Linked DNA regions of Homo sapiens: regions 1 and 3 are each linked to region 2. A link is a loop called in an ENCODE intact Hi-C map of the cell type or tissue named here. Cell type or tissue: heart right ventricle. All regions are shown on one strand. Each heading gives the region's core, and the rest is flanking DNA. Links, peaks and the distances in the headings are about the cores only.

What was found. Peaks named below come from ENCODE experiments on the same cell type or tissue, not always from the same donor. Only the 100,000 strongest peaks of a DNase experiment are listed, where the experiment ranks them.
Region 1: it touches region 2 in a loop (2.1-fold over the local background); 2 of 110 quality-filtered maps call a loop at or near these places.
Region 3: it touches region 2 in a loop (2.4-fold over the local background); 4 of 110 quality-filtered maps call a loop at or near these places.

Annotation. Positions count from the first base shown.
Region 1 is chr21:31,878,820-31,889,707 of GRCh38, forward strand. The region is part of intron 1 of HUNK (hormonally up-regulated Neu-associated kinase); the gene reads left to right. Among named protein-coding and RNA genes, the nearest start is that of HUNK, 11 kb to the left of the region's middle. RefSeq lists an enhancer at 2,189-2,689. In heart right ventricle, for the core only: no CTCF peak of the experiment used is centred there; no DNase peak of the experiment used is centred there; H3K27me3 peaks cover 384 bases.
Region 2 is chr21:32,015,203-32,026,090 of GRCh38, forward strand. No RefSeq gene overlaps it. Among named protein-coding and RNA genes, the nearest start is that of LINC00159, 66 kb to the right of the region's middle. In heart right ventricle, for the core only: no CTCF peak of the experiment used is centred there; a DNase peak (open chromatin) is centred at 6,569; H3K27ac peaks cover 876 bases.
Region 3 is chr21:32,252,166-32,263,053 of GRCh38, forward strand. It overlaps a transcript of MIS18A not described here. Among named protein-coding and RNA genes, the nearest start is that of MIS18A, 21 kb to the right of the region's middle. In heart right ventricle, for the core only: a CTCF peak has its summit at 6,385 (motif pointing left); DNase peaks (open chromatin) are centred at 4,906 and 6,356; H3K27ac peaks cover 1,130 bases.

The sequences.
Region 1 (10,888 bases), core at 1,433-9,432, 140 kb before region 2:
GCAAACTACAGAACAAGAACAGACAGTCCATGCCACTGTTACCTTTTTTGTGATTGAGTCTCACTGAGATACAAAGTTGAGTACATAAAATGATTGGTTAAGATGTTGAAATATCTTGTTCTAACCCTTGGTTAAAGAATAATAAGCCGGCTTGTCACTTCCATCAGAACTATTTTTAGGCTAAGAGTAAGGGTTGCCTGCTTACTAAGTTGCCAGTAATCATGCTTAGAGCATGACAGTGCCAGATACCTGGAGTGAAGGAGTTACTAAAAATACGATTTACTATGTTTTGCAGAGCAAGAAATATGACTAATTTTAGAGGTGGCCTTTTGGCAGATCTGTTTTTAGCAAGTATTTCTGAAACAAACAGGTGCTAAATCCTGTATTTTTGAAGTGCTAGAAGTTTAGGGGTAATCGCTCTGAGGAACAAGAAATGCTTAGAGAACTGGAAATTCCTATTAATCCTTGGCAGGGACTTCTTGGCAAGAAGGAGGCATTTGCAAAGCACCTGCTTGGTGAGCCCTGTGTGACAAGGCAGTGCCTGTAATTTCGAGGATTGCATTCTGCAGTTGCAGGCGGATTCTTTTGAACTTCCTGCCCTGCCTCATCTTTTTGAAGTACTTGTGAATGATGGAAATTGGCACGTAGGGCCTGGTTCCTAGTGTTCATTGATACAGGTCCCACGGACTTCAAAGGGTGCTTTGAGTCAGCGCAACAGTGCAGAAACGGTGCCCACGGAGAGGAGTACAACCCTACATTTTCTCTGCAGGTGTTGAGTCACGGCTATAGCTACCCGTGCATACCAATCCGACTCAGGTCTGTGAGACTATAGAATTCTGCATGCTGCCAGCTATTGGAGGTCAGCGCGGCAATCATCTGTCCCAGGGTTTATCTGCCCAGAAGGGGTGGGGAGTGGCAGCCATGTGCCCCCGAAGAGAGGGACAGGTTGGGGTGTTCTCCATGGGAAGGAGGCTTGGGCACAGGGTTATCATTTGCCTTGGGACATATATTCCCTCTGTCGATTATTTATGGTAACGGAGAGACCTGCTCTCTTGGCTAATTGAAACCCGTAGATAATCCCCAGGCCTTATGTTAGCTGATGGGTGAAACTTCTTTCTCTACTCAGCCCTGGTCTAAGTACTGACCTGAATTGAATTTCACGCTTTCTGATAGGAGGTGCCACTGGGTGGTACGATGACCAGCAGGAAAGAGCTAGAAACACAGGGACTGAATAGTCCCCGAGGAGGGGGATGCCTCTGTGAATTCGAGACAGCTGTTCCCTCTCCTCCATCACCAGCACCAGCCCAGTGCTACAGTGTTTTACGGTTTTTTTCAGGGTGCCCCTCCCGTGCACATTCTTGTTAGATGCCTGCAGCAGCCCTGGTGGAGGGGGTAACAGCCAGCTTGCTGGTGTTCTTGCCTGCCTTGATTACGTAGAAGGGTGCCCTGAGTAGATCTTCTCTCTGACATTCTCTATGAGTTTGCTAGGATGGTTCTAACAAATTACCACACACTGTGTGGCTTCAACAACAGAAATTTATTCTGTCACAGTTCTGGAGGCTAGGATCCAAAACCAAGGTGTTGGCAGGGCCATGCTCCCTCTGCAGCCACAGGGAGAATCCTTCCTTGCCTCTTACTAGCTTCCGGTGGTGGCCAGCACTCTTTGGCATTTTCTGGCTTATGACTGCAGCGCTCTGTCTCTGCGTCTGTCTTCACACAGTGTTCCTCCCTCTGAGTGTCTCTTCTGTCTCTTAATCTTTTCCTATGTCTCTTTATAAGGACACCAGTCATGGGATGTAGGTCTACCCTAATCCAGTGTTGCCTCATTTTAACTCGATGACATCTACAAAGTCCCTATTTTCAAAGAAGATCATATCCACAGGTACCAACGGGACTTGAAGGTATCTTTTGGGGGAGCATAGTTCAAGCTCCAGCACCTTTTTAGACTGTCAGTATTGGGTTGTGGCAAGCGGATCTTGGGAAGGAGATGAATGTGCTTTTAGGGATTACTCTCAGAACTGACCTCTGCAAGGGAAGGGGCAAAGCAGCACTGGGCAGAGGGAGAAGCTGGGCTCCAATACCGCTCTCAGCCAAAGCCCCTGCCCATGCCGTGGTGAGTGCTGGAGCTGAGCTGGCCCTTCAGAGCTGACCAACTTGGGTTGAGAGGACTGGGATTTATATTTCCGCATCGGCCAGTCCTTGATGGGGGCTGCCCAGGCAAGGGGCATGGCCTCGTACGGGACAGTTGCTGAGGGCGGTTCCTGGGGAGAGCTCACAGCTGATAGCCTGCAGCTGAGGCAGTCAGTTCTTCAGCACTGACGGGGAATCTGGGGGTGCAGCCCAGCATTTGCTGTTTACTGAAAGAGACAGGGTCAGAGTCCAGGGCTTTTCATCTGAGTCCATACCATATGGACCGTAGACAACGTGGGCATCTTTTCCATGCGCATTTTGGATATGAGTGGTCATCATTTCCATGTGTTGGTATCAAGTCCTCTCATCTCGTTACCTTGAAATATACAAAGTATGGCCAGGCGTGGTGGCTCACGCGTGTAATCCCAGCACTTTGGGAGGCCGAGGGAGGCAGATCACCTGAGGTCAGGAGTTTGAGACCAGCCTGGCCAACATGGTGAAACCCTGTCTCTACTAAAAATACAAAAAAATTAGCCAAGTGTGTGTTCCTGTAATCCCAGCTACTCGGGAGGCTGAGGCAGGAGAGTCGCTTGAACCAAGGAGGTGGAGGTTGCAGTGAGCCGAGATTGTGCCACTGCACTCCAGCCTGGGTAACAAGAGCAAAAACTCCATAACAACAGCAGCAGCAACAACAACAACAACAACAACAAAGAAATATACAAATTATTGCTGCTAAATATAGTCCCCGTAGCAAACATTAGCATTTAGTCCTTCTATCTATGTATGTTTGTACCCATGAACCAGCTTCTCTTCAGCCTGCCCTACCTTGCTGCTCGACTGTGGTCTCTCTCCCTGCAATGAGGGAGCAGCCGGCGTGGCATCTCATTAGCAGATTCTATGTGCCACACGCTGGGGGATTTTCTGGCCTCACATTTCTCTTAGGTTAGAATCATCAGGGCTCTGTTGTGTTTCTCAGTACTTACAAGATTGAAAGCTCACTTTATATGTATGCTCTATGGGTTTTTTCCTGAGAACTCTGGGGCAACTGAGTGTTGGGCCAAGTTGTGGGCCAGCATGCCTACTTCAGAGACGGTGGCACTTTCCTGGGAAGAGACCCCCCCTCCCCCATCACTCGTGAGTGGTGGGAAAAGTTGTTGAAGGAGTTGTGGGAATTTGGATTTTTGATGAGTAGAGTAACAGTTTGGGACATTCTCATGGACAAAAAAAACTACTCAGGGTAGAGCCATCTGTTAACATCCTCTTAGCACTCTTACGGTGGCCACTGTGCCCTAGCTATGCAACTTCTAATCACTGGGTTCTTTTTGGTTTTTAATCATCTTTGTGTTTTCAAGATGCATTTGGTTAAGTTTTGGAATTGGTAATACAGACACATGGTCTGAAATTCAAAGGTTCTGAGAGGGTTTGCAGTGAGAGGTAACTGCTTCTTATCTGGGCTCTTCAGTTCCTGGATCTTCTCGTGAGAGGTCACTCCTCCTTCTAGTCCTTGTGTATCCCTCCAGAGATACCCTATATGCATAGAGACCCACATACATATTTGTAAATGCGTAGTTAGGGGCAGATTTTTCTTCTTTATTGATACATAATATTTTACATATTTATGGGGTACATGTGAGTGTTCCATGCATGGAGTGTGTAATGATCAAGCCAGAGTATCGGCGTGTCCATCACCTAAGTATTCATTTCCACGGGTTGGTATTATATCAAGTCCTCTGTTCTAGTTACCTTGAAATATACAAAGTATTGCTACTAAGTATAGTCACCCTAACAGACATTAGAATTTAGTTCTTCTATCTATGTATGTTTGTACCCATGAACCAGCTTCTCTTCATCCATCCCTCCCACCCACCAGGGCAGATGTATTTTTAAACTGTACATGCTGTTCATTATCTTGCTTTTTCACTTAGCAATATGTCTTGAGCATTCTTCCCCATGACTACTACAGAATTGCCTCACTCTTTATGTTAATTAGTTATTGCATAGTAGTCATTGTGTGGAAGTATCATGTTGACTTAACCATCCCTTGTTGATGGACATTTAGGGAGTACATAATTTTTTTTTTTTTGTTATTCTCAAACCATACTTCAGTAAATATCCATGACCATTTGTCACTTTGTAAATGTGACCCCTCAGTGTATCTGAGGGGTAAATTCCTAGTCTTAGGCCAAAAGGTATGTCTATTTTAACTGTTGATAAGTATTGCCAAATTGCCTGCCATAGAGGTTGGCAATTTATAATCACATTGATAACCCTTATAATTTATAAGGGTTCCCAACTTATAACCACACCCATCTGGTATGGGAGTGTTTGCTTTTCCACATGTCAGCCAACAGGGTACTCATTTTGATCTTTGCCAATCGAGTGTATTAAACATGGTATCTTGTCTTATTTATTGTTTCTCTTATTTACATGGGAATTGAGTATATTTTCATACCTTCTCAACTGTTTGTACTTCATTTCTGTTCATTGTTCATGTCCATTCGCCAATTTTCTTTTGGGGTTTTGGCCTTTTTCTTATTGATTTATAGGAGCTCTTTATATATTAAGGAAATTAGTCGTCTTTGAGTGATATATTTTGCAGTGTCTACCACCTTCCCTCGCTCCCCATTATTCTTTCTCTTTTTCTTTGTGGTTCTTGCCATTTGCAGAAGTTATTTCTTGGGAGTTCATGAACTAGAGAAGGATAATTGATAAGTTTTGGAGGTCTATGGAGCCCTATCAATTGTGTGCATGTAAACATATTTCTGAGGAGAGGGTCCATGGGTTTCGTCATACTCTAAATGGAGTTATTTACCTCTAAAATATTAAGAGCCACTGCTTTGTTGCCCACCCTTGTTGGCTCTGCTGACTAAATGGAAGTCTGCAGATTACTGGGCTGAGGGTTTGGGTCACCTTGGTTTGTTAACACCGGTGCCAGTTGGGCTACAGTTGTAGATTATACACACTCAGGCTAGGCAGGTTGGTTCTGCAACCATGACCCTGGAGTAAGCACCCTTGATTCTGCCCCGACCCTTACCATGCCTGGATTGCAAGGGAGAGGCATGATACTGTGTGGGATGGTCTTTGGAAATCTTTGACTCTTGCTGGTTTAAGTAAGACAACTGTGAGTCCATGTCCCATCATCTCTTCATGGGAAAGGTGGTACCATTTATGGTGGATGGTTGCTATGATCAGAATGTTTGTGTCCCCCAAAATTCTTTTGTTGAAATTCAAACCTCCAGTGTGATGGTATTTGGAGATGGGGCCTTTGGGAGGTGATGAGATCTACCCTCATGAATGGGATTAGTGCCCTTATAAAAGGTGCCTGACTGAGGTTGCAGTGAAAAAATAAAAAAATAAAAAAGGCCAGGCATGGTGGCTCACACCTGTAATCCCAGACTTTGGGAGGGCGAGGTGGGTGGATCACTTGAGGTCAGGAGCTTGACACCAGCCTGACCAACATGGTGAAACCCCATCTCTACTGAAAATACAAAAATTAGCCAGGCGTGGTGGTGGGCACCTGTAATCCCAGCTACTTGGGAGGCTGAGGCAGGAGAATCACTTGAACCTGGGAGGTGGAGGTTGCAGTGAGCCAAGATCATGACATTGCACTCTAGCCTGGGTGACAAGAGCAAAACTCTGTCTCAAAAAAAAAATAAATAAATAAAGGGTGCCTAAAGGAGCTTGTTTGTCCTTCCACCATATGAGGACTCAGTGAAAAGGTGCCATTTCTATGAGCCAGAAAACACGCCCTCATCAGACACTGGATCTGCAGGTGTGTTAGGCTTAGACTTCACAGCCTCCAGAACTGTGAGAAAGACACGTCTCTTCTTTTTTTTTTCTTTTTTTTGATGGAGTGTCACTCTTTGTCGGCCAGGCTGGGGTGCAGTGGCACCCTCTTGGCTCACTGCAACCTCTGCCTTCTGGGTCAAGTGATTCTCCTGTCTCAGCCTCCCGAGTAGCTGGGACTACAGGTGCGTGCCACCACACCCGGCTAATTTTTGTATTTTTAGTAGAAATGGGGTTTTGCCTTGTTGGTCAGGCTGGTCTCGAACTCCTGACCTGAGGTGATCCACCCGCCTCAGCCTCCCAAAGTGCTGGGATTACAGGCACGAGTCATCGCGCCTGGCCAAATTGTCTGTTCTTTATAAGGCATCCAGTCTATGGTATTATGGTACTATGTTACACCAGCCCAAGCTGACTAAGACAGTGGTTGAGAAGAAAGAGAAAGGGGGAATATCGAGGGAAATGAAAACCTTTCAAGGAGCAAGAGCCATTACGTAACTTGGACATAAAATGCACTAAGACAGGTATTAGTACATTAATGCGTGTGTGTGACAGTGCATGCGCCTTGGCACTCTTCGAGGGGCTCTGTCTATTTGAGATGCCCTCTGAGGAGCAGCCTTGGTGGGGCCGACAGGCGGGCCCTGCTGTTGGAATTCCTGTGGCCTCGGCCTGACGACCGTCTCTGAATGCCCTGTCCCCTGTCACTCTCTGCCCCTTCACTCTGCTTTGTCCCTCCTCACCACCTGGAGTGGTTTGCTAGAGCTGCCATAAGACAGCACCACAGACCCGGGGGCTGGAATAGCAAGGCCTTACTGTCTCTCATTCTGGAGGCTGGAAGTCCAAAATCAAGGTGTTGGCAGGGTGGGTCCTTCTGAGGCTTGTGCAGGATGGATCTGTTCCATGCCCCTGTCCTCGGCTTATCCATGGCTGTCTTCTTCCTGTGTCTCTTTACATCGTCTGCCCTCCACGTGTGTCTGTCTCTCTGTCCAAATGTTCCCTTTTGTATTTTTTTATTTTTTTGATACAGAGACTTGCTCTGTTGCCCAGGCTGTTGTGTAGTGGCACAATCTTGGCTCACTGCAATCTCTGCCTCCCAGGTTCAAGCGATTTTCCTGCCTCAGCCTCCTGAGTAGCTGGGATGACAGGCACGCGCCACCATACCCACCTAATTTTTGTATTTTTAGTAAAGACCATTTCACCACGTTGATCAAGCTGGTCTTGAACTCCTGACCTCGTGATCCACCCGTCTCAGCCTCCCAAAATGCTGGGATTACAGACTATAGACGTGAGCCACCACGCTTGGCCTATGTTCCCTTTTGATAAGGACACCAGTTCAAATTGGATCAGGGCCCACCTTAATGACCTCACTTTAACTTGATTACTTCTCTAAAGACCTCATATTCAGGGGGCTAGGCGCAGTGGCTCACGCCTATAATCTTAGCTCTTTGGGAAGCTGAGGCAGGCAGATCACCTGAGGTCAGGAGTTTGAGACCAGTCTGGCCAACACAGTGAAACCCTGTCTCTATGAAAAATACAAAAATTATCTGGGTGTGGTGGTGCACACCTGTAAATCCAGCTACTCGGGAAGCTGAGGCATGAGAATCACATGAACCTGGCTGGGAGGCGGACGTTGCAGCGAGCCGAGATTGCGCCATTGTACTCCAAACTGGGAGACAGAATGAGACTGTCTCAAAAAAAAAAAAAAAGACCCCTCATATTCAAATAAAGTACTGAGGTACTGGGGTTAGGACTCCAACAGATGAATTCTGGGGGGACATAATTAAACCTTTAACATCACCTGATCCCATGGAATATATTTAGAGTTGATGTGTTTGTCTCCCCACTAGAGTGTAAGCCCCATGAGGAAGAGACCACTGCTCTATTCCCCGTGCCAAGAATAGTTTCTGGTACAGAGAATATGCTCAGAAAATACTTTTTTTTTTTTTGAGACAGTTCCGCTCTTGTTGCCCAGGCTGGATCTTGGCTCACTGCAACCTCCGCCTCCCGGGTTCAAGCGATTCTCCTGCTTCAGCCTCTCGAGTAGCTGAGATTACAGGTGCACACCACCACGCCCAGCTAATTTTTGTATTTTTAGTAGAAACGGAGTCAGGCTGGTCAGGCTGGTCTCGAACTCCTGACCTCAGGTGATCCACCTGCCTTGGCCTCCCAAAGTGCTGGGTGGCATGAGCCACCGTGCCCGGCCAGAAAATATTTTATGAATGGATCCAAGCATGGTTTGATCTTCCCAAGACATGTGGACAGCCTTCTAGGGGGTAATGTCCAAGTTGGCAGGCTCTGGTTCTGCAAGCGCTGTATGTTTCTCTCATTCCTTGCTGCTCTGGGTGTGCCTGTCTGGGTGATGACTATGTTGAATGGGTTGTCTGGCTGGTGCTCTGTAGAAAAATCCTGGCCCCTGAACAGCTGTGCTTTCTGCGGGGATTTAGTTAGGCACCTAGGTATCTGAGTGACAGGTGACTAACCAGAACCAGACAGTATTTTGCAGTGTCAGGGGATGTTAACGGACCCTCTCTCTTTCCTGAGAAAATGTAGCAACACTGCAACAGATGGGAGAAGTTGCTATTTGCAAACATACATTTTATTTTGGATGTTTCCCATGGAGATATATGTAGGTTTGGAGTCTGTCTCTTTGACTGTAATTTTTTTATAAGTTTATTAGTCTCCTAAGCCACATTCCTGCCAAAACATTTTGCAATCCTGCTTGCTTCTCTTGCCCATTTTCTGAGCCATTTGATTCATTCTGGGCTCCCTCCCTGCATCACCACTGCCATTTTAGTCCTCTTTTTGAGTTCTTGTTGTCTTATGTCCAACCCCAAGGCTTTTTGGTAAGTCGTCAGGCCATCTTTCTGCCTTTCTTCAGACGCTCTTGTATGTGACGCTCCTCTCTTTGTCACCGTCGGCTCTTTGCCGGGGCTCTGTGTGTAGCAGCTTGAAAGCGTGCAGCAGTAGTGGGTGACCCGTGAACACAGAGCGTGGTGCTAAGAGATAAAGGAACAGTGGATGTTGTAACCGCCTTCGGGGAGCCTCGCCAGCTCTGTTTAGGGATGATAGAATGAAGTTTGGATTCTTAGCGATTCCCTTGTCTACCTGGAGCAGAACACGGGTAGGCAGGTTATGATTGCATAACCTTCCAAATCAGTAAAAACCTGCAGGAAAGAAATGGGTACATGGTTTTTGCTTTGATCATGAGGAGGTCATACTGATCACGAAAATAATGAACATTTGTGGATCTCGTACCATCTGCTGGGCCATGTCTTGGATGCTTTGCTGCATGAGACAACTTACTCTTCATAGTAGCCTTTTGTGGTAGGTACTGTTGTCCTGATTTTGCAGATTAAGATGACCAGAATCTTGGTTTGCCCAGGACTCTCTTAAGTTTAATGTAGGAAGTCTTGGATTTGAGGAAGCCCCTCAGATAATGCCAAAACCACATTCACCCAGGAAAATATTTCATCAGAGTGTTTGGAGTCCAAACTGCAGGTTTCCGAATAACAGTATTAATAAGCAGCCAATCAGGTCATGAATGAGTGAAGAAGTAAAGCCCAAAGCCCTGGGCGTTACTGGGATGCTTTTGTTGGTAATAATAATGTCCCTGTGTGCTCCCAGGGACTGAGAGGTGCTTTTCTCACATATGTAGTACAGATCTACCATCTTTATGGGTTCACATGAGATGAGGAGCTTGAGCTATTAATAATATGTGTGTTAGGCTGGACGCAGTGCTCACGCCTGTATTCCCAGCACTTTGGGAGGCCGAGGCGGGCAGATCACTTGAGGTCGGGAGTTTGAGACCAGACTGACCAACATGGTGAAACCCTGTTTCTACTGAAAATACAAAATTAGCCAGGCGTGCATGGTGGCGCATGCCTGTAATCCCAGCCACTCGGGAGGCTGAGGCAGGAGAATCGCTTGAACCCAGGAGGCGGAGGTTATGGTGAGCCAAGATTGTGCCATTGTACTCCAGCCTGGGCAACAAGAGTGAAACTCCATCTCAAAACAAAAACAAAAACAAACAAACAAAAAAATGCAAAAAAAAAGGGGGTTGTATGTGCACACACAAATGTATGTGTGTATATATATATAAATGCATATACACAGATGTATATGTGTATTATATATAACATTAAATATAAATTATATAATACTATGCTAAATACATACACGTTTTTGTTAGCAGACTTCCTCAATGAAGGAAGCAGTGGGGACTGGTAGCTCTCTGAGTAGCTCTGGTTCGCATCAGTCTAACTCTAGTAGTACTTCTCTTTTGCGCTGGGGGCTGAAAAATCTACTGGAGGGGAGAGAGGTTTTTGAATCACATCGTGAAGCTGGAAGTGCATTCTTACGTCACACAGTGAACAGTCCCTTCCAGTCTCCTCGTTAAACCATCCTCCTACGAGAATGAACACAGATTACTTATTAAAAACAAAACAAAATACCCAGTGCTTTTGCCTTATTATGCTGACGATTTGGAGGCAGACCAGCTTTCCCAAGCCATTGCTTAGTCCCCGGTTGGGCTGAGAAAGGACATGAGAGGCAAATGGAATGAGGAAGTGCCTCAGGTGAAAAGGAAGCTTAGGGAAAGTTAGCTGTGGAGTCTGAGATCAGAATATTTTAACATTTTATCTGAGCCCTACTTTAGTGAAACCAAATGGATAAAGATAAGTGTTATCACTTATATAATCTGGTTTTTAGTTGGAATTACTGCTGCTCTGATGTAGCTTTCTCAGTGCATTCTTGTTTCCAGGTTAAAAATTTAATTAGAGAAACTAGTCGATGACTCAGTTCTCAGTTGAACATTTACATTTAATAATACTAATAAAGAAAACTTGTTTTGAAAACACATCTCCAGGTTTTCATAGTGTCATTCCCATAGGGTGACATTTTATTCTATTAAAAGCTAACATTTGTGAGAAGTAGTTGCAATTTCAAGGCCAATTTGACATAATAAAACTTGAATTTC
Region 2 (10,888 bases), core at 1,919-9,918:
GGTGACAGAGCAAGACTCCGTCTTAAAAAAAAAAAGGCTTTAACATTTTCCAGTCACTTTAGTATTTATGCCTAAAACAATCTGATCAGCTTTCTGCTTTTGTGGGATGCATTGAGCATGAACAATGTCACTGATGTTAAAGGAGCAAATGAGCATTCTCTTCACTTTTGAAATAAGTATTTTTCTTACGTCTCAGGGATGTTGAGGCTTTCTACAGCGAACGTTGATGCTTTACTTCTGGACCATAATAGAAACACTATGTTCTACGATCGGTCATTATTTTTCTCTAAAACATGTGCTTTTTGTTTTTTCAAACCTCCCTTGAAAAATCAGAGCAAATGCCAAGGCTTTTGAGTGTAAGTTTATCATTCAAAATTGTTGGCAAGTTTTCACAGAAATTTCCCTGCTGTCCCAGTTCTCTTCCCTCTGAATGTAACACTCCGGCCAACGTGCTCACAATTACTTGTTCAGCGCACTGCCTGGTTCAGCACTTCCACAGCCCTTGTGAGTGACGAGGCTCCATGGCAGAGCCATCTCCTTCCTTCCTTAAACCTTCCATGACAACCCCTAACTCTTGTCTTTGCCATCTGTGCTTGGCTCTTTCTCCACATATTCCTTTTTAACATGTCAAATGTCTTGCTGGCCCCACTGTGTTACTTTATGCAAAATGTGAGGCTCTTTGTTCCTAAAACTGCTATCATTTTTACTCAGGCATGAGCACCCGCACTTCCTTACCCTCTGGCACAAATCTGCCTGCAAGGCAGGTTGTAGCAAGTCCCTGTTAAGACTGGTCTTTGATTTCCACTGGCCTCAAGGGACACCTCCTTGGGTACACAGAAATCCATTTCATTGGTTGGACAGATACTCACAGTGCAGAGCTAGAAATGTCTGTGCTGCCCTTAGAAGGACTACATGTCACTCAGCTAGGAGACACCCCCAGAAATTCCCCATCAAACTCTATTCCACAGAGCCCCCATCAATGACAGTAAACCATGCCAGTACTGCCCTAGATCAATCCCACACAGTTGCAGCGTGAGTCTCTTCTCTCTTTCCCTTCTTATCCCAACTTACCCAAATTTAATGAAAATGCTGAAATCGAAACTGACCGAAATAGAAATTGCTGCTCCCATATTTAAGCACTGTTCAGTGCATCTTGCTCCCCCACATTCTGGATTCTTCTCCCACTGCCTCATTGAAATTGCTCTCTAGCTTCACCAGGAGCTCCCTTGTGGCAAAATATAATGGACATTTTTCATTTATTTCTCTGGGCTCTCTCTGTCTGTCATGGTAGAAATTGTGTGTCCCCTGCTACCCACCCCAATTCATGTGTTGAAGCGCTGACCTCCCATGTGACTGTATTTGGAGACAGGATCTTTAAGGAGATAATGAAAGTTAAATCAGATCATAAAGGCAGGGCCCTAATCCAATAGGACTGATGCCCTTCTAAGGAGGTGGGGGTGGGAAGAGAGAGAGAGAGAGAGAGACAGACCAGGGATGCGTGCACAGAGGCAAGGCCACATGAGGACACAGCAAGAAGGTGAACATCTGGAAGCCAAGGAGAGGCCTCAGGAGAAACCACACCTGCCAATTTCTGGATCATGGACTTCCAGCCTCCAGAACTGTGAGAAAATCAATGCCTCGTGGAAGGCACCCAGTCTTGTATTTGCTATGGCAGCCTGAGCAGACTAACACACGCTCCTTCTAGAAACACTCTATTATCCCAGCTCTGTGATTCTCTTCCCACCTTTCCAACGATTCCTGGAGATTTCCTCTTTCAAGTATTCTGAGTGTTGCTGTCTCTGTCTTCCATCCACAGCCTTCTCACTCATAGCATTTCAAGCATTTCAACTCCTATTCCCAAGCCAAAGTCATCAACATCTATGTCCCCTGGAACTTCAGATGTGAGTGTCCAATTTCTGGTTGGAAGTCTCCCAGGTATCTCATAGGAACCTCAAAGTCAACACGTGCAAAGCTGAACTTACCCCTTTTCACCTGTTTGTTGTTGTTGTTGTTGTTGTTTGTTTGTTTGTTTTTGAGACGGAGTTTCACTCTTATTCCCCAGGCTGGAGTGCAATGGCACAATCTTGGCTCACCACAACCTCCGCCTCCCAGGTTCAAGTGATTTTCCTGCCTCAGCCTCCCGAGTAGCTGGGATTACAGGCATGCGCCACCACGCCCAGCTAATTTTGTATTTTTAGTAGAGATGGGGTTTCTCCATGTTGGTCAGGCTGGTCTCGAACTCCCGACCTCAGGTGATCCGCCCACCTTGGCCTCCCAAAGTGCTGGGATTACAGGCGTGAACCACCGCGCCCGGCCCTGTTTCACCTGTTTTGCCTGTAAATCTGCCCCCATGCCTATGGCCTCTATCTGTATTTCCCAGACGCCCCCAAGCCAGAATCCCGGCCATTGTGCTAAGTTGTCTTCTCCCTCGGTTCCCACATTCAACAAGCCTCAAGAGTTTGCTCTGTCCCATCCTCACTGAAGCCTCTCCCCTTCTTCAATAGCCATCACACAGGCCTTTGTTGCCTCTGGCCAAGCCTATCACAGCAACCATCTGATGGGCTTTCTCAAATCTATCCCTTGTCCTACCGGCCACTGCCCTTAACCAATATTAAATTTTGACCATGTCAATCCTTAACATTTGACATTAAACATTAAAGCTTAACATCTTTGGTGCCTCTGGAATAACTCTCAGCTAATGTCCTCACTCCTTAGCAAGAATATGGGGCCCAGTGCAGCGTGGCTCCTGCTCACCCTCCAAGCTCAACTTTTACTCTTTTTTGCCTGCAACTTTGTGCTTTAGCCATGCTCAGGGTGCTCCTTCCCGCGCATCTGCTGTCTTCTCTGAGGGCCCCACTCGTGTATGTCTGTCTCTGTGTCCAAACTTCTCCTTTTATAAGAACACCAGGGGGCCAGGTGTGGTGGCTCATGCCTGTAATCCCAGCACTTTGTGAGGCCGAGGCGGGTGGATCACCTGAGGTCGGGAGTTCGAGACCAGCCTGACCAACATGGAGAAACCTGTCTCTACTAAAGATACAAAAGTAGCTGGGTGTGGTGGCGCATGCCTGTAATCCCAGCTACTGGGGAGGCTGAGGCAGGAGAATCGCTTGAACCTGGGAGGCAGAGGCTGTGGTGAGCTGAGATTGCACCATTGCATTCCAGCCTGGGCAACAAGAGCAAAACTCTGTCTCAAAAAATAAATAAATAAAAAAGAACACCAGGCATATTGAATTAGGGACCACCCTGATGACTTCGTCTTAACTTGATTACCTGTCTCAAGACCCTGTCTTATTCTGCTTGGGCTGTGATAACAAAGTGCCATAGTCTGGGTGGCTTAAACGACAGACATCTATTTCTCGCAGTTCTGGAGGTTGCAAAGTCCAAGGTCAGGGTACTGGCATGGCTGAGTTCCAGTGAGATTCCTTTCTCCTCTCTCCCTGTGTCCTCACACAGCAGAGAAAGAGAGAGATCTAATGTCTTCCTTTTCTAATAGGGGCACTAATCTCATATGGAGCCTCCATTCTCATGACCAAATTTAGCCCTAAGGTTCTACCTCCTAATGCCATCACCTTGGGGGCTAGGGTTTCAACATATAAATTTGGGGGGACAAAAATATTTGGTCTATAACAGAACCCGTCTTCCAATAAGGTCTCATTCTCACCTCAACATATGGATTTAAGGGAGATAACAATTCAATCCAAAACAGCCAGCTAGCTGGGGGGTGAGAAATTTTGTTCAAACTTTCCCACAGTGACTCCAGAGAAAACTTTTCTCTGCAATTTGTGGGATGGGCTGGCTTGAGGATGGGAGTGTGGAAAGGGACAGAGGATCTGATGAAAGATACCAGAGCCCCGACGTTGTGATGAACTTTATAGAAAAGCTTCCTGATCGCCAGTGGTGAAGGCCACCAGTCTGTTCATGGCGATGACATTCTTTCCTGCCCAGGATATAACATTGGCTGGGACTGATGCCTTTTGTTTCCTTCATTAGCCACTGGTCTGTCTGGTTTTCATCTTATCATGATTATAATAGGAATAGTGATTACAATTTCTTCAACAAAAATTTATTTGCATCTATAACACGCTGGGCATTGTAAAGATTGTTGGAGATTTTAAGCTGTGACTTCGTTGTGGTCCTTGAATGTCAAAAAGAGAATCACATTTTTATGTGTTACTGGAAAAGTAGCGACTTCCTAAAAGTTTTTTTCACCCTAATTGTGCTAGTTAACAAGCTCAGAAGAGCAGAAAAAAAAAAACAAAAAAAGTTACCACCAAATCCCATGACCTAAATTTGGTGTATCCTCTTATAATTTTTTTCTATACCTTTAGAAATGCATGTGTTACCCTTTTATATGGTTTGTTCATTTAAAAAATTTTTTATTTTGAAATAATTTTAGACTCACATATAAGTGGCAAAAGGAGTACAGAGAATTCCTCTGTACTCTTCCCCAGGTTCCACAGCGATAACATTTTTAAAATTTTTTATTTTTAAAATTGTGGTAAAATACAAATAACACAAAATTGACCATTTTAAAGATGTTGAAGTACACAGCTCAGTGGCGTTAAGAACATTCAGGCCAGGCGCGGTGGCTCACGCCTGTAATCCCAACACTTTGGGAGGCCGAGGCAGGTGCATCACCTGAGGTCAGGAGTTCAAGACCAGCCTGGCCAACATGGAGAAACCCCATCTCTACTAAAAATACAAAAATTAGCCAGGCGTGGTGGCGGGTGCCTGTAATGCCAGCTACTTGGGAGACTGAGGCAAGAGAATCGCTTGAACCCGGGAGGCGGAGGTTGTAGTGAGCCGAGACTGTGTCACTGCACCCCAGTCTGGGAGACAGAGTGAGGCTCTGTCTCAATACAATACAATACAATACAATACAATACAATACAATACAATACAATACAATACAATACAATACAATAAAAACAACAACAAAAAAACCATTCTCAGTGTTACGCTGCCATCACCAGCATCCATCTCCAGACCTTTTTTCCATCTTCCAAAATGGAAACTGTGCCAATTAAACAACTTCACCTTCCCTCTCCCCACAGGCCTTGGCGACTCCCGTTCTACTTTCTGTCTCTGTGAATTTGACTACTCTAGGGACTCAAGGGGCCCTGGCTTCCCTGCTATGAGTGAACTTGAAGGAGCAGGGAGGAGTTTCCAAGACACCCAGTTTCCCTCTCCCTGGGCTGCAAGTCTGGCAGGCCACTGGGTTTCCTGTGTTCTGGGTGACTTCTCAAGCCTAGTGACCTGGAACAGGGGTGCACAGTGGGAGGACAGATGCTCCCTGATGTGTGTTTGGCATTGCCAATCTCCTTATTAGCTTATTGGTGCAATAAGCCACCAGACCTGGAAATCTCACCATAAGAGGCTGGCTGACAGGGAGCACTGATTTCTAGCGTGTGTTCTTGAGGTTCAAAAGGGAAAACAGCCATTTGGGGTTTGCATAGAGAATGAGGTTTCAGCTAACCATGGCTGATTACAGAATTGCTCCAGCAGTGACCGTGTTTGACCTCGACCTCAATACCCCAGCAGCTGCCCCTGCTGTGTCTGTTCAGTGAAACAACCCTTGCAACCACGCCTCCAAGTCCGTCACCACAGATCCCTCCTGCCTGAGTTTTCAGTGGCTGCTGTAATAAAGTACCACTGGCAGGGTGGCCTAGAACAACACATTTTATTCTCTCACAGTTCTAGTGGCCAGAAGTTCCAAATCAAGGCATCCAAACTAAAGCTCTTTAATGTTGGGCAAGTTACTTAATGTCCCTGTACCTCACTTTACTCATCTGTCCAATAGGAGGGTAAGAGCACCCCAGGACACTCCTGGTGCTCTGCCCAGACCTCCAGGGATCCCTTTTACCCATTTTGTGTGTGCATCCCGCAGCTTCTGTGTGCTTTCCTTCTACCTGCTCGCACCTGCAACCTTCTTCAGACACCTGCTAATAGAGCTGCTTCACCTGCAAAGGACATAGAGTTGGAAGTGCCGGGGACTGCGTGGTGCTCCCTGGAGCCAATGCACAGCATGCTGGTCTTCCCATGGTGGAATACAGGCTTGCAGGGTTCCCACCTGAGGCTTTATAGAGAGATACAGGGCATGGGGTCCTCCAGGCAGGGTGACAACCGCATCCCAGTTTGCCCAGGCCTTTCCCAGTTTTAGCACTGAAGTCCCCATGAAGGTGGGTCATAGACACACTATCAAGTCACAGGAGCCTAGCAGGAGCCTTTCTGAGTGATCATCCTGCCCTTGGCATCAGGTTCATGTCTCTGTACTCACATGGATGATGTGGGACTCTCGCCGTGGCTGCAACAGATAAGACCGGCACTGTTGTGGAGAAGCTTAGGGGGTTTCCAGGGCCTCCCAAGCTTTTCTGCTGCCTGACTTCTCCCTTTGGCTGTTGATGGCAGCAAGCCCGCACCAGGAGTGAGAATGAAGGGGGCATCCTGGGCATTACCCCCCTTCCTTGTGACTGGTGGGGCTATTCCTGGAGGAATTAACTTTGGCACCATTCAGGGAAGCTGTGAATGAAAGGCAGCTGCACAGACATCATAATCTGTAGCCGGGAACAGGCAGGCCGCTCTGGCACCCAGCCCGCCCCGTCTATGTGGTGCCAACAGCTCCTGGGCAGACACAACCGGGAATTTTAAGGCAAGGCCTGTATTTGCAGTCCTCCCTGCTGGCCGTAAACCCCGGCTTGTTAGTTTCAAAGGCTTGAGGTCAAATGTACCATTATAACAAGTTAGACCAGTTTATAAAAGAACACCAAGGTGGGAGGTTTTGCCAGTATTTGTTTCACATCGTCTTGCTCTTTGATTTAAATGTTTTGATGAACTGCCCTGATGGTCATGATGCTGGTGGCCAGTGAAATCCTACCAAACCTTTCTGTGCTAATTCTGCCCAGAACATGGTTGGAGAATCCTTAATGATCACAATGCAGTAATTTTCCCCTTTTCACCATTCGGAACTATTGCAAAACTTTCCAAGGGATTGGCCTGATTCCCTGGGGCCCTCCCTCATCCTGGAACCCTGATATCTTGTAGAACTGCCACTTTGGGAGGTAGGATGTGGATAGACCAAAGCATAAGAACAATGCTTCATGGCGTTTCTGCAACACAAGATCTTCATTTCTTAACCACTTCCTCTTTTTGAGTGGAATTAGAGGAAGTCGAGAAAAAAGGGGATTAGGAAATTCATTCCAGCATACGGAATAAAATCTGTCCTTCAACAAATGAAGGCTGAAAGGGACACGTGAACATTTCATCTAGCACATTCCTATATTCCTGTTCTTAGATGATGCTAAGCTGTCCTTTCAGAAGAAACCCAGCCTCTTCGCTGTACCTCCAAATCCCAATTTTCTGTGAACAGGGACGGAGGAAGAGCTGCCAACAAGGAAGTTACCTAGGTTTTGACAGCTTATTAGTTCTATTATTCCGACTCAGGCTCAGGGCTGCATGGGCCAGTAGAGTGCGGGAGAGTCTGAGCAACACAGGGACTGGATAATTTTCTCCTATAAAATTCAATGCTGTTGTTGGCTTCAATTTCACCAAATGAAATCTCCAAATGACCAATGGCAAAGAGAAAGCACTGTCGTCTCACAAAACTGCCTTGAGTTATGATTTCAATAGATTCTAGCTACCGTGCTTTTACTAAATTCCCAAATACCTGCAGCTTTTGTTGGTATAATATTATTTCACTATCACTAAAAAAACCCCAAATCAGAATCATTTACATCTTGAGGCATACCCAGCGAGTTACAGGCTTAAAGTTACCTTATCTGGTAAGAGTGAAAACCATATCCCTCTGTTGTTTTTCTCAAGGAATCATATTGTTTTTCATTCCTATTTCTGGAGTTACTTGTGAGGCTGAACGTCTTTTTTTTTTTTTTTTTTTTTTTTGAGACAAAGTCTCACTCTTGTCCCCTAGGCTGGAGTGCTATGGCGTGATCTTGGCTCACTGCAACCTCTGCCTTCCCAGTTTCAAGCAATTCTCCTGCCTCAGCCTCCCAAGTAGCTGGGATTACAGGTGCCTGCCACCACACCCGGCTAATTTTTGTATTTTAAGTAGAGACGGGGTTTCACCATGTTGGCCAGGCTGGTCTTGAACTCCTGACCTCAGGTGATCTGCCGGCCTCGGCCTCCCAAAGTACTGGGATTAGAGGCATGAGCCACTGAGCCTGGCAAGGTTGAACATCTTATGTTTTTTAGCCATTTGCAATTCTTCCAGAGCCTTCGACCCACATCTGTTTTCTTAACTCTCTCCTAGAATCATTTTAGAATTATGGAGAATTATTAAGGGAAAGAGAAGAAGTGCACAGTAGGGGATGAAGGGGGAGAGGTGAAACCAGGTGGGGAGCACTGTTCTCAAGCCCTCCCCCAGCTCCCTCTGACTTTTCTTTCCCCAGGGCTAGATTCCCTCCACCCCACTCCTATTTTTCCTCGAAGGCCATGTCAAGTCTCTTAGGATAAGTCCCTCTTCTCCTCTAATAACTTACTACTCTTGATCTTAGCCGAAACGCTGAGAAGTGATTCTTATAATAATTTGTTTTGCTTTTAATCATTCCAGGTAAAGGGAGAGGACCTTTAGTCTTGGATCCTGACCTCCTTTTAGGTGAAACTTCCTCTGAGGACAAAGTATAGTGGTCCCAGTGTCCCTGTCTCATTTAAAAAGTAAAATACTGGTAGTATAGTTTGGGATAAGCAAACTAAGTAGTCAGATTCTGGCATTCTGAATCTTCCTTTTGCTTAGGAATTGCTAAGGCCGAGGGTTGTCTCTGGCTCAACATTTGCCTGAACGTTCAGTCTCCTTTCGGGTCTGTGAGGGAGCAAATGCTACTGCGGGAGCCTCAGGGAGCCCTGCCCACACCTTCCTCTTCCCTTCCTTAAAGGTCACGATAGCTGGGTTCATCCCGTAGTTGGATGTCAAGTTTGCTTTTAAAATAGATTGTAACACTTAATTCTTGCTGTCATCCTGTAGGAAATACCACGATCCAGTGGTAGCCTCCAAGTATATCACCCTGAAAACAATTCTGGTGGTCTCAAAACAGAAAGCACAGAGGCCCAATTAAGATGCTCAAATCTCATGGTTTATTAAATCTACGTGAAACACACAAGAAGAAGCAAGGGGATAGGGATGGGTTAGGTAGTGTATTAGTATATATGTATATATACGTATATATGTATAAAGGGGAGTATATTATATGTATATATATGTATATATATGTATATATACGTATATATACGTATATATATGTATATATATGTATATATATGTATATATATGTATATATATGTATATATGTATATATATGTATATATGTATATATGTATATATATGTATATATATGTATATATATATGTATATATATGTATATATATGTATATATATGTATATATATGTATATATATGTATAAAGGGGAGTATATTATATATATATATACACACACATATATATGTGTATATATACGTATAAAGGGGAGTACATTAAATAGTATTAACTCACACAATCACAAGGTCCCACAATAGGCCATCTGCAAGCTGAGGAGCAAGGAAGCCAGTCTGAGTTCCAAAGCTGAAGAACTTGGAGTCTGATGTTTGAGGGCAGGAAGCATCCAACACAGGAGAAAGATGGAGGCTGGGAGGCTAAGCCAGTCTAGTCTTTTCACATTCTTCTGCCTGCTTAATATCCTGGCCATGCGGGCAGCTGATTAGATGGTGCCTACCCAGATTGAGGGGGGGTCTGCCTTTCCAGTCCACTGACTCAAATGTTAATCTTCTTTGGCAGCACCTTCACAGACACACCCAAGATCAATACTTTGCATCCTTCAGTCCAATCAAGTTGACACTCAGTATTAACCATCACAGGTAGCCACACTGAGTATAGTGTGAAGGTGGGGTGGAAGACCACACACCTCAGTCCGGAGTTACATGATGTTCATGCATCCTATTTCTCTGCTGTCTGCATCTACCTCCCCCAAGGAATATTGAACAGCGGCTCAGCAGGCAGAGGTGCCTGCAATCAACACTTGCTTCTTTTATTGGAGAGATGCAGGAGAAATTACACCTGGTCACAGCAGCACAGTAGTTCCCCCGTTATCTGAGGTTTTCCTTTTTGCAGTTCCATTTACCCATGGTCTGAAAATATTGAATGGAAATGAAATATTGGTGGAAAATTCCAGAAATAAACAATATATAAGTTTTCAATCATGTACCATTCTGATTAGTGTGATGAAATCTTGCACTGTTCCACTCCATCCCACCTGAGATGTGAATCCTTCCTTTGTCCAGCGTCTCCACCCTGTAGATGCTTAGAAGTCATCTCGATGATCAGATCCACTGAGGTATTGCAGTACTTGCCTTCAGATCACCTTTATTTGACTTCATAATGCCCCAAAGCTTAAGAGTAGTGATGCTGGCAGTTCAGATATGCCAAAGAGAAGCCGTAAAATGTTTGCTATAAGTGAAAAGGTGAAAGTTCTTGACTTAATAAGAAAAAGATCATTGACTGAGGTTGCTAAGACCTATGGTAAAGATGAATCTTCTATCCATGAAATTGTGAAGAAAGAAAAAGAAGTGTGTGCTAGTTTTGCTGTTTCAGCTTAAACTGCAAAAGTTATGGCCACAGTGCATGATGACAGAGCTCAGTTAAGATGGAAAATATATTAAATTTGTGGGTGGAAGATATGAACACACACGTATCTTGACTGATGGTGACCAGGTTCAGTACTATCTGTGGTTTAGGGATCCACTGGGGCCTGGGAACATATCTCTTGTGGATAAAGGGGTACTCCTGTAGTTTGCCAACTAGTTCAATGAACAGTTATGGATCTTATCTGTATTCCTTGGGCAGAGCATGTGAGATCTCGAGTGGGACATACTGAGTGTTACCGG
Region 3 (10,888 bases), core at 1,406-9,405, 240 kb after region 2:
ACAAAGTGAGATCCTGTCTCAAAAAAAGGAAGAGGAGGAGAAGAAGAAGAAGAAGAAGAAGAAGAAGAAGAAGAAGGAGGAGGAGGAGGAGGAGGAGGAGGAGGAGGAGGAGGAGGAAGAGAGAAGAGGAGGAGGAAAAGAAAGAGTAAGGAAAGAAGGAAGGAAGGAAAGAATGAATGAAGGCAGGCAGGCAGGCAGGGAGGGAGGGGAGAGGAAGAGAGAAGAAAGAAGGAGAAGAAAAGAAGAAGAAGAAGGAAGAGGAGGAGGAGGAAGGGGAGAGGAGGAGGAAAAAGAAGAAGACATGTATGTATTAGTACATTTACTTGATCAGCATTGGATAACTGCAAGGGAGATATCTACAGCAAAGCAAAAATATATTTTTTAATGTAGTATTTATTCATCTCTGCTTCTGAAGAATGAGTGTACTCTCATCCCCTAGGCTCCAGCATACCCGCTGTCAGAAGTATCCCTTCCTTTCTCCCTCACTTAACTAAGTTGACCCCCTACCACACTGAGTTCAAGTTTGGGGGCCTGACCAGGAAAGAAATATATGTCAGCTTTACAATGTGCCTTTCAGAAAACTCAAGTGTTGTCTTTATAAATTTAGATGTATCTGTTTTTTTCTAACCCAAGATTTCTTCCTTCATGGGTGAGAATACAAACGATTTTGTTTAGGGATCCCAGAGAATGACTGTGAAATTTCTGCATCGTTGGCAGACAGGTGGTGCAGAGATCTCCCACTTCGGGGTCTGATGCTACTCACTCGTCCATTTGGTGAGTGCACAGTGAGCATCTACTCTATGCCCAGATCCCTCCTAGGCTTAGAGAACTAAGGAAGGAGCTGCCCTTGGGACCTCTCCAGCTAGGAAAGGATGGAGGGATGGGATGTGCTTTAGGGGAGCTGTGCTCGGGACTTCTCCACCTGGGCGAGGACGGAAGGGTGGGATGCGCTTTAGGGGGCCACTCCATAGAACACCATGCAGATGGTGCCCCCCCGCACGACCCCCAGCATCAGAGTTGTGCACTGATGGCCTGCAGATGAGCAGGGGAGGGAAGGAAGGCTCTATGCCGCTTTGCGTGTGGTCAGAGGCATTTCTCCCAATGCTTCTGCATCCTATTGGTGAGTGACAGGTACACAGCGGGCATGCGCAGTTTCCAGCTGAGGATTGTCCCTTTGGAGCTCATTTGGCCTGCAAGCTTTCCATTCATGTTACCTAATCGCCCTCCCCCCACCCCCCATTAGGCCTGCTCCCAAGGGTGGCTGAAATTCCCAGAATTCATTATTAACATATTTTTGTTCTGACTCCACTTTCAACAGCCATTTTTATCTCTGACAGCAAGCTGGCCTCTGTCTCTGGGGCTGGACAGCATCATGCCCAGATCACTCCATTTTCAGAGCAGGCTTTAGCAGACTCCTGGCTGATGGGAGCCCCAGGGAGGGGAGCGGGAGAGTGAGCGACCTGCCCCCACTGCAATCACACAGCAAGGGTTACTTCCCCCTCCACCAAGTGGGACCCTTTGCAAAGCCTTTGCTCCCTCTGCCTTTGGGTTGTCATAATTCAGAAGGCAGGCTGCTATCTGATTAGCCCAAAACGCTCCTAGAAGCTTCTCCCCAAAAGCACCCATTCAAGCACCACAGCTTCCAAATTACTCAACATTCAATTGGTTCATAAAAATTTGTATTCCTGGAGAAAGTCAAAAAATTGGAAATAGTTTTAGTTGATTTAATAGAGTTTTTTTTAAACAGCATTTTGAAAAAAAAATCATAAATCCCTATAGAAGTAAATTGCTGGCTGGGCGGTGGCTCACGCCTGTAATTCCAGCACTTTGGGAGACCAAGGTGGGTGGATCACAAGGTCAGGAGTTCGAGACCAGCCTGTCCAATATGGTGAAACCCTGTCTCTACTAAAAATACAATAGCCGAGTGTGGTGGTGTGTGCCTGTAGTCCCAGTTACTTGGGAGGCTGAGGCAGGAGACTCACTTGAACCTGGGAGGCGGAGGTTGCAGTGAGCCAAGATCATGCCACTGCACTCCAGCCTGGGCGACAGAGTGAGACTCCAACCCCCGACCCCAGAAAAAGTAAATTGCTTTGGCCAGGCGTGGTGGCTCACGCCTGTAATCCCAGCACTTTGGGAGGCAGAGGCAGGTGGATCACCTGAGGTCAGGAGTTCAAGACTAGCCTGGCCAACCCTGTCTCTAAAAATACAAAAAGAAATTAGCCAGGTGTGGTGGCAGGCACCTGTAATCCCAGTTACTTGGGAAGCTGAGGCAGGAGAATCACTTGAACCCGGGAGGTGGAGGTTGCAGTGAGCCAAGATTGCGTCATTGCACTCCAGCCTGGACAAGAAGAGTGAAACTCGGTCTCAAAAAAAAAAAAAGTAAACTGCTTTATAACTTTAAATGGTTTTTCACACCTTTACCATATCTAATCCTTTCAGTAAACCAGTTCAAGATTTCATTAATTATGTCTAACTTTTGTCATGTTGTTATAAATAAGAAAACTAACCAGAGGGAGGTTAAGTAACATGCTTAGGGTTCTATGCTGGGCCGGACCTAGAATCCGTCTCCTCTTTTATTCTCATTGTATGTTCATTCCACATCTTAATCCGGGCCCAGATTTAACAGCCTCAGTTCTCCCACCAAATTCACACAATCCAGATTCATTCATTATATGGCACAAAGATTTCACTAGATGTTCAAAACTACATTGTTTGTAGTACAAAAAAGTCTAGAAACAGCCTAGTACATAACGCCGAGAGTTTGGTTAAGTGAACTATTCAATATTGTGAAATATTATGCAGTCATTGAAACAAAGTTGCAAAAGTATATTTGGTGATATATCAAACTATTCATAATATAGTAATATAGAATATGCACAGCAAGCTGTCCTTTTTATAATTATATGTATAAATAAAATGCATAGGAAATCATGTGGAAGGATATACCCTAAGATATTAATAGTGGTTACTTATGGAGATACTTGGATTGTAGATACTTTTACTGTCTTCATTTCAGTTTTCTGTAGAATCTTCTAATTTTTCTACGGTAAAAATACATTTCTTGGGTACTTTTTTTTTTTCTTGAGACGGAGTCTTGCTCTATTGCTCAGGGTAGAGTGCGGTGATGTAATCTTGGCTCACTGCAACCTCCGCCTTCCGGGTTCAAGTGATTCTCCTGCCTCAGCGTCCTGAGTAGCTCGGATTACAGGTGTGTGCCACAATGCCCGGCTAATTTTTGTATTTTTTTAGTAGAGATGCGGTTTCCCCATGTTGCCCAGGCTGGTCTTGAACTGCTGACCTCAAGTGATTTGCCCACCTCGGCCTCCCAAAGTCCTGGGATTACGGGCGTGAGCCACCGCGCTTGGCATTCTTGGGTACTTTTTGAAGTTTCAAAGTTATTTCAGCAGGAAGACCCATCTAGTTAAAGAATAAATGTGTGCTTGGCCAGGCGCGGTGGCTCACGCCTGTAATCCCAGCACTTTGGGAGGCCGAGGAGGGTGGATCACGAGGTCAGTAGATCGAGACCATCCTGGCTAACACGGTGAAACCCCATCTCTACTAAAAATACAGAAAAAATTAGCCAGGCGTGGCGGTGTGCGCCTGTAGTGCTAGCTACTCGGGAGGTTGAGGCAGGAGAATGGAGTAAACCTGGGACGCAGAGCTTGCAGAGAGCCAAGAACGTGCCACCGCACTCCAGCCTGGGTGACAGAGCGAGACTCTGTCCCAAAAAAAAAAAAAAGAACAAACGTGTTTACGCCTGGGGTAAGTACATTTAATAGTGTAAAAGTTCAGCCATTTCCATCTATTTTATCTCATCCCTAACTGGCTATGGATGGTAAACTCAGTTGACTTCTTTGAGGATAACCATAAATGTGTTTCACAAGCTTACTGATGTCTACTTTTAGCGAATTTCTTCAGGAAACAGAAGATTCATTATTAAACATTTTTTTGATGTCTACTATGTTGGGATTGTTCTCCCCAGAAACCTCGTGTATTGCTGCTCAAACCTAAAGAGAATTACTCTACTCTTTACTGGACAAAATCACAAAACCATTGACTGGGCCACCCCAAATTGTGCTCCCTCAGAGAGTACCACTGCCTCGAAGTCTTTTTAATCTATTTCTGCTTGATCTATCATCAAATTTCCCTGAGCTGCTGTTCAAACCTGTCCACATTTCTTTCATTTCTCTATTCCATTCCCACCCGACTCAGTTTCATCGGATGACTTGGCATCCTCCTCTCTCACTTGAGCCTCGTGGCTGTCACACTCCGGTAGCTAAGGCCACCTTTGTTCAATGGCTCTCTACCGGGAGGCATAAAAAGTACGGTGACACGTGTGCTGGTTTTCCCGGGACAATTGACATCTGTCATCCCGACTTAATTATTAGACATTCCCTGTTTCGCGAATGTGCCCTGATTTGGACAATAATTTTTATAGTCCTACTAATGATGAGAAAAACATTGAAGATGGAAGCTGTTCTCAGTGGGGACTGTCCCTTGCCCCTTTTTCGGCCTCTGTGTCTTGGCTCATGCTAATCTTTCTTGTACTCAGTGACAAAAATGATCTCTTGTTCCTGTGAGAATTCTGACTTTATTACTTCTTAATCTGCATGATCATCTAGTGCTTCTCAGACTGATGATCTGTGTATATTTTCTTTTAACCACCCATCTCAAACAGTTCAATTCAAATCCTCATTTCAGAGCTACAGAAAAATGCATGTGAATAAGACTCATTCTTACAGAGGAAAAAAAAACAGGCTAGAACGAAAGTCTGCTCATTCACAGATTGTTTTCCCCCACCCTGGCTCCCTTAACAGCCACATCAGGACTGGATTCTCCCAGGTTTTCCTTCAGAGTGGAGAGAAACACAGCAGTTGTTGCCTTGGAAACTCTGTCCAGGGGCTGGCATCACGGGACTTGGCTCGCCTGCTCTATGGCTGACATCCAAAGCTGACTCACTTAAGTTTCGACTGGTTATGGCTTCGCTAAGGGGGACATAGCGATTGAGGAGAGAGGACAGGGGAACTTGAGCAAGTGAAATGACTATAGCAAGACATCTGTCTTCTTCACAGAGAGTAACTCAAATGATGGCAAAAGGAATAACCAGTGCACTTTAATAATGAAGATTCTTGGTGAAATGTTGGCAGCCAGAGATGCTGTTAAATAAAATGTTCACGTGCCCATGTTTTAATCCAGTTCAGAATTCCATGAGCTGATTCAAGAATTTCTTCAAGACATGCACCTGGTGCCACCTACAACTGTTCATTACACAGCAGCAGCAAATGTGGGCGGCTCTTCTATTCTAAGCTTCTTTTGTGGTCTTGGTTCTCTAATGGGCAGAATATTGTCTATGTCCATCAGATTACAAATGCCTTAGATGAGCCTCTATCAGCTATCAATCGAGGTTTCCATTTCAAATCAATACCTAATTAAAATAACAAAACATTTCTGATTGCTTTTTTAGATTACTTTTAAAAGGAAACCTACGGAGCATCCTAATCCAACCCCTTCTTTCTACAGATGAGGAAACCTAGCCTGGGAGATGGACGCCAGGGATGTGAAATTGCTCCAGTTGTTGGAGGCTCCGTAGGACACACACCCCAAGGCTCCAGGACTCCCAGTGTGCTGGAACCTCACAGAACTACCACTTTGCCTCTGCATAATCACTTAATGCACGAGTATTTTTTTAATCTGTTTCAGCAAATGGAAGTCTGGCATAAAATGTAGTTGCCTGAGTTCACTTTAAAGCTTTGGACAATGTTGTCGTCTAAATAATGTGCTTTGGATGTCTTGACCCATAACAAGATAGCACTGTTCCTTAATCTTTCCAAAGGAATCTATAGCATTAATACAGATAGAGGGTTCCTGCCAAGTCTCGTGTGAGTCAGACACATTAGCAAGGTGATCAGAAATGTCCTTATTCCGGAAGACTGCCACCTCTCAGCCGGCAACTCCAAACTGAGCTGGCAAACACAGCATTAAGGACTCAGAAAGCATTGGGGGAGGGGATTTAGTAACAAATCTGAGTCATGAAAACAGAAAACGACTGAAAGAGAAAACATAATTAACTTCCAGTGTAGAATGCTAGTGCCTTGGGGAAAATCCTGTGCAAGTGTAGATGTAAGCAATTTTAGGGACGAATACCGAAAAAGCTGTTAGCAGTCTGATGGGGGCTGCATCGGGGACGGGGGGCCTTGACTATTATTTTATTTTAATTAAGAATGTTGGTTACAGGAGTGAAGGGATAAAGTCAGGTTGCAATGAGGCAACCTTCCTGTTGGACAGGGCCTCCTGCAGCTACTGAGTTTCCCACTGTGGTTGTGAACAGGCTGGACACGATGAATGTTTACATGGTGAAATGCGGCCCCTTGTGGCCTGATTGGGGAAACAAAACAAAAAGTCCGACTCACAGCCTGAGAGTGATACTAACCTACTTTACAGCATGTCAAACAGTGACACTGAAAAAATGACTACGGTACTCAGCAAAATTAGTAATCACACCAAAACGCACCAACATATAAAAGAACCATTTTATTCAAGAAAGCCGGGAAGAACTGTCCCCTAAGTCAGCTCGTGTCACACTTGAACGTGCCTGGGGACCACCTAGCATCTTGTTGCAGCAGCACAGGTTTGGTTCAGCGGGCCTGGATGAGGCGTGAGGGTCTGCATTTTATTTATTTATTTATTTATTTATTTATTTATTTATTTATTTACTTACTTACTTACTTACTTAGAGATAGGCCTGTTGCCCAGGACGGAGTGCAGTGGTAAGATAACAGCTCACTGCAGCCTCGACCTCCCAGGCTCAAGCAGTCCTCTCACTTCAGCCTCCAGGGTGGCTGGGACTGCAAGTGCACGCTACCACTGCTAACTTTTTAATTTTTTCGTAGAGTCTTGCTGGTCTTGCTATGTCGCCCAGGCCAGTCTCGAACTCCTAGACTCAAGCGATCCTCCTGCCTCGGCCTCCCAAAGTGCCAGGATTTCAGGTGGGAGCCACCGTGCCCAGCCAGGGTCTGCATTTCTGATAAGCCTCAGGCAATGCCCACCCTGAGAGTGGCCAGGGGCTCGAGGGAAGGGTTGGCCAGGTCTCCTCTGTCAGGGCCTCCTCGCTCCAAGACCGCAGGCCTCTGGAGGGCATTCTCTGCCTCGCCTTGGCCTCCCAGGGGTTACAATTCTTTCCCACACCCAAGCACTGAGAAGGCTGGGGAGCCACTTTTCTTTCGCATCTTCAAGCTCAAGGGCCTCCTTACCTCAGCTCAAGGTCATCATTTCCCCCTAAGAAAGAGTATCCTGTGAGGAGACAGCCCACTCCCTGACACCTTCCTAGCCTACTCTGGACCTTCCTACTTCAGGAAGCAACCATTCCAGGACGGCATCTGACTGTGTCTTATGGATTCCGCATTCATGAAAGCCACAGGTTTCTTTCTTGATCACTGAAAGCAGCAGGTGGTTTTCAATGCCATTGCCTCCAAGTCTCCTCTTGGGATGTGCCTGTCTGAAGGTGGCGTTAATGTGTATCTGCCGGGCTTCTCCCTTGCACCCAGACAGCGCGCACTGAGGCCCACTCCGGCATCTTGTTTCCAGTGTCAGAGTGGCATTCACACCCCACCCCACCCCCAATCCCAAGAATTCATTGTATTTGGTTATGAAGAAAATCTTTAATACAAAGTATTTTTAACCCAGTGTGGGAGGAGAAAGACAGAATAAATAGAACAGTAGAATGATCACAGATGGGTAATTACACATGTAAATGAGCTCAATTTGGTAAATTTCCTTTGAGTTCCTATTTACCTGATTAACATTTTATGCTAGCCCCACAGCACCACTGCAGTTTGGGTTACTTTCTTTTTACTCTTATATGTCAATTCTGAAATATGAAAAGCAATTTTGAATACTTTGGTGGAACCATTTTTCTCAGCTTTTTTTTTTTCAGATTTTTCCATTTACCATCATAACTGGTCTACAAAGTATGAATTGCCTCCAGTGTACAAGGTCCCACAACATGTTGGATCTCTGGAAAACACAACCCTAGTATTCCAGGAACAGTTCCCACAAAACTAGAATACAAAATCTAAGTAATAAGGTCAGACCATGCTGAAGTCATTTAAGAATAATGAAGTGGGAGAAATGACATCTGACTGAGAAATCAGCAAGGGCTTCCTGGAGGAAGTGGCACTCAAGCAAGATCTTGAAGGACAAGTAAGAACTGTATATATACAAAAGGGTCAGGTGTGAGACAGAGAGTACACAGGGCATATCCAGGGGATGTCGGCAGATCATTAGAAACTCAGGACCAGGGACCCGGGGAGACAATTGAGGGCTGTGGGAATTAGAGACACAGGAATGATCACTGAAATCCTGGCAGGGCGGAAGTAGCCAAGAGAGACTGCAGAGAGAGAAAGGAGGGCAAAGGCAGAGCCCGGGAGAAGCAGGAGGAAGGTGAACTCCGGCAAAGCAGCAGCAAGGAGGCAGGAGGCCACTGGGCAAGTCGGACGCCATCAATGCCCAAGGATGAAAGCAAACTTGTTTGTTTTTGGTTTCATAAAAATTTTCAAACAATACACAGGCCAGGTGCAGTGGCTCATGCCTATAATCCCAGCACTTTGGGAGGCCAAGGCAGGAGGATCACCTGAGGTCATAAGTTCGAGACCAGCCTGGCCAACATGGGAAACCCCATCCCTACTAAAAACACAAAAATTAGCCGGGCGTGGTGGCATATGCTTGTACTCCCAGCTACTTGGAAGGCTGAGGCAGGAGAATCACTTGAACCCAGAGGCGAAGGTTGCAGTGAGCCGAGATGGCACCACTGCACTCCAGCCTGGGCGACAGAGTGAGACGACCTAAAATAAACCATACACACTCAAAAGTGCAGATATAATGAACCCCCACCCGTGCCCATTCATAAATAATCAGCAGAGATTAAGATGAGGGCCATACTATCCCTTTTGCTGTGTGGTTACTTTACCGACATTTTACCACAAACCCCAGGCCCCATGGCATCCAGCCCCTGCATACATCATTATGCCTCGCTCAGAAATGCGGGCAATCAAGAAGAAAATGTTAAAGGGGAGAACAATTTTAAATTGTTGGAAATTTTAGGGATTTCAGACAGACAGTAACACTTTGTAGGAACTCACTGGCGGCCTTCAAGAGAGTAGTTTCAGCAAGATGCCTGGAGGACCAAAAGCCCAGAGTTGAAGTGTTGAGTGGGCAAAGTCAGTGCGGTTAAAAATAAGAGAGCAGTTCAGCGAGGTGCCTGGGCCACGGGAGGGCTCTTTGTCACCAAGATGAGACGTAAGTATGCTTGCGGGTCAAGATAAAGAATCAATAGAGTGGTTAGAGAATGAAGATGTGAGTAAACAGATGCTCGATGCAGCAACATTCATTTGTTCCATTGAAGATGGAATGAGCACGTATTACGGGGCTGCATTCTTTTTGGCCCAGGCCATGAGATGGATAAAATCCCTGCCCTCGTGGAGCTAACACTCCAATGGCAGGACAGACATTAAACCAACAAACAAATGTAAAATATAATGCCCAACAATGATAACCGCAATAAAGTAAAATAAATGACTCAAAGGAGGTGGCACACGACACAGCCAAGAAGACACACGGAGAGGTGAGAGCTTGAAAGAGAGGCCAGACAGTACCTCTGGGCAGAAGAGGGGCTGGGGGATCTGGTAGCCAGAGAATCTCAAGGGAGGGACAACTGCAGGGAAAGGAACTCATGCTGAGTTCACTGTGTTCTACAGAAGAAAAAGAGAGAAGCTCAGGATTTCTAAACCCTTCTAGACGCTAAGATTGCTAATACTATATTAACTGACGCAATGTCCCTTTATGTGTTTTACTGCTAAAAAACAAGCTCAGAGTGAGGGAAGAAGGCAGCCATGCACAGAAGGAAGGCACTAGGTCTGCTTATTAGCCAAGTGGGACTTCAGGCAATTTAAAGTCTCTGAGCCTCAGTTTCTGCATGTGTAAAATGGGTATGATGCTTCCTACGGAAGAGGGTTCTGTGAGAATGAGGTAGTAACATACATGGAGCCCCAAGCACAGTGCTCCGCACCTCCTAAATGATCGTTAAGTGCTATCTTAGAAAAGAAAAGCCATCCCTAGGGAAGCAGTTGTGACAGTCAAAAAGCAGCTGTCCTGTTTTGAGAAAAACCCTTGGAAGGCTTCCTAAGGTTTCTCCTCAAAATGGCTACATGCTCTTCTTTTTGGTTTGGAAAATGTTATGCAATCAAACACACGTTTTACTTTCTCAAAATTTCTACTGTTCTCAAGAAGCCCCCAAAATGACAAGCCCCGCAGCTCCTGGTAAGGGTGGACAACGGTTAATGGAGAGAAACGTGAAAGTGACGACATCCTGGAGAGACCTCAATTATCCCATTTCCTCAGATCCACACAGTTGGTTCATGGTCTCACTTCCCCCCTTTCAACATTTCTCATTTCCTTTCAGGGTTACGTGAATTAGAAGGTTGAAGAGCCCTTGAAGGGTCACCTTGTCCATCTCTGCCTTAAAATTAGATAAGAGAAGAACTAAAAACCATGGTGGTAATTGTTCAGGGAAAAAAAGAGTTATAGAGTTCATTTAATTTTGTTAAGCTAATTAGTAGAGGTCCACAGAGCCAACTTGAATGAAATGAGGCCAGTTCTATTTGAAATCACATTTAGGCCAATAAAACTCTAGGCCCCAGCACATCCATTCCTCATCCCAAACTCCCCTCCCTTCTCTACCTTCGAGCTTATCACTGGGATTTAAACAGGTGTGACTATCCCAAAGAAACTACAACTCTATAGACTGGCCATGACTGCACTCGTGCCCTCGTGATTAGCTGCCTAAATAGTGAATTAGCCTACAGATAGAACTCAGCTCTCACTAAAAAAATTA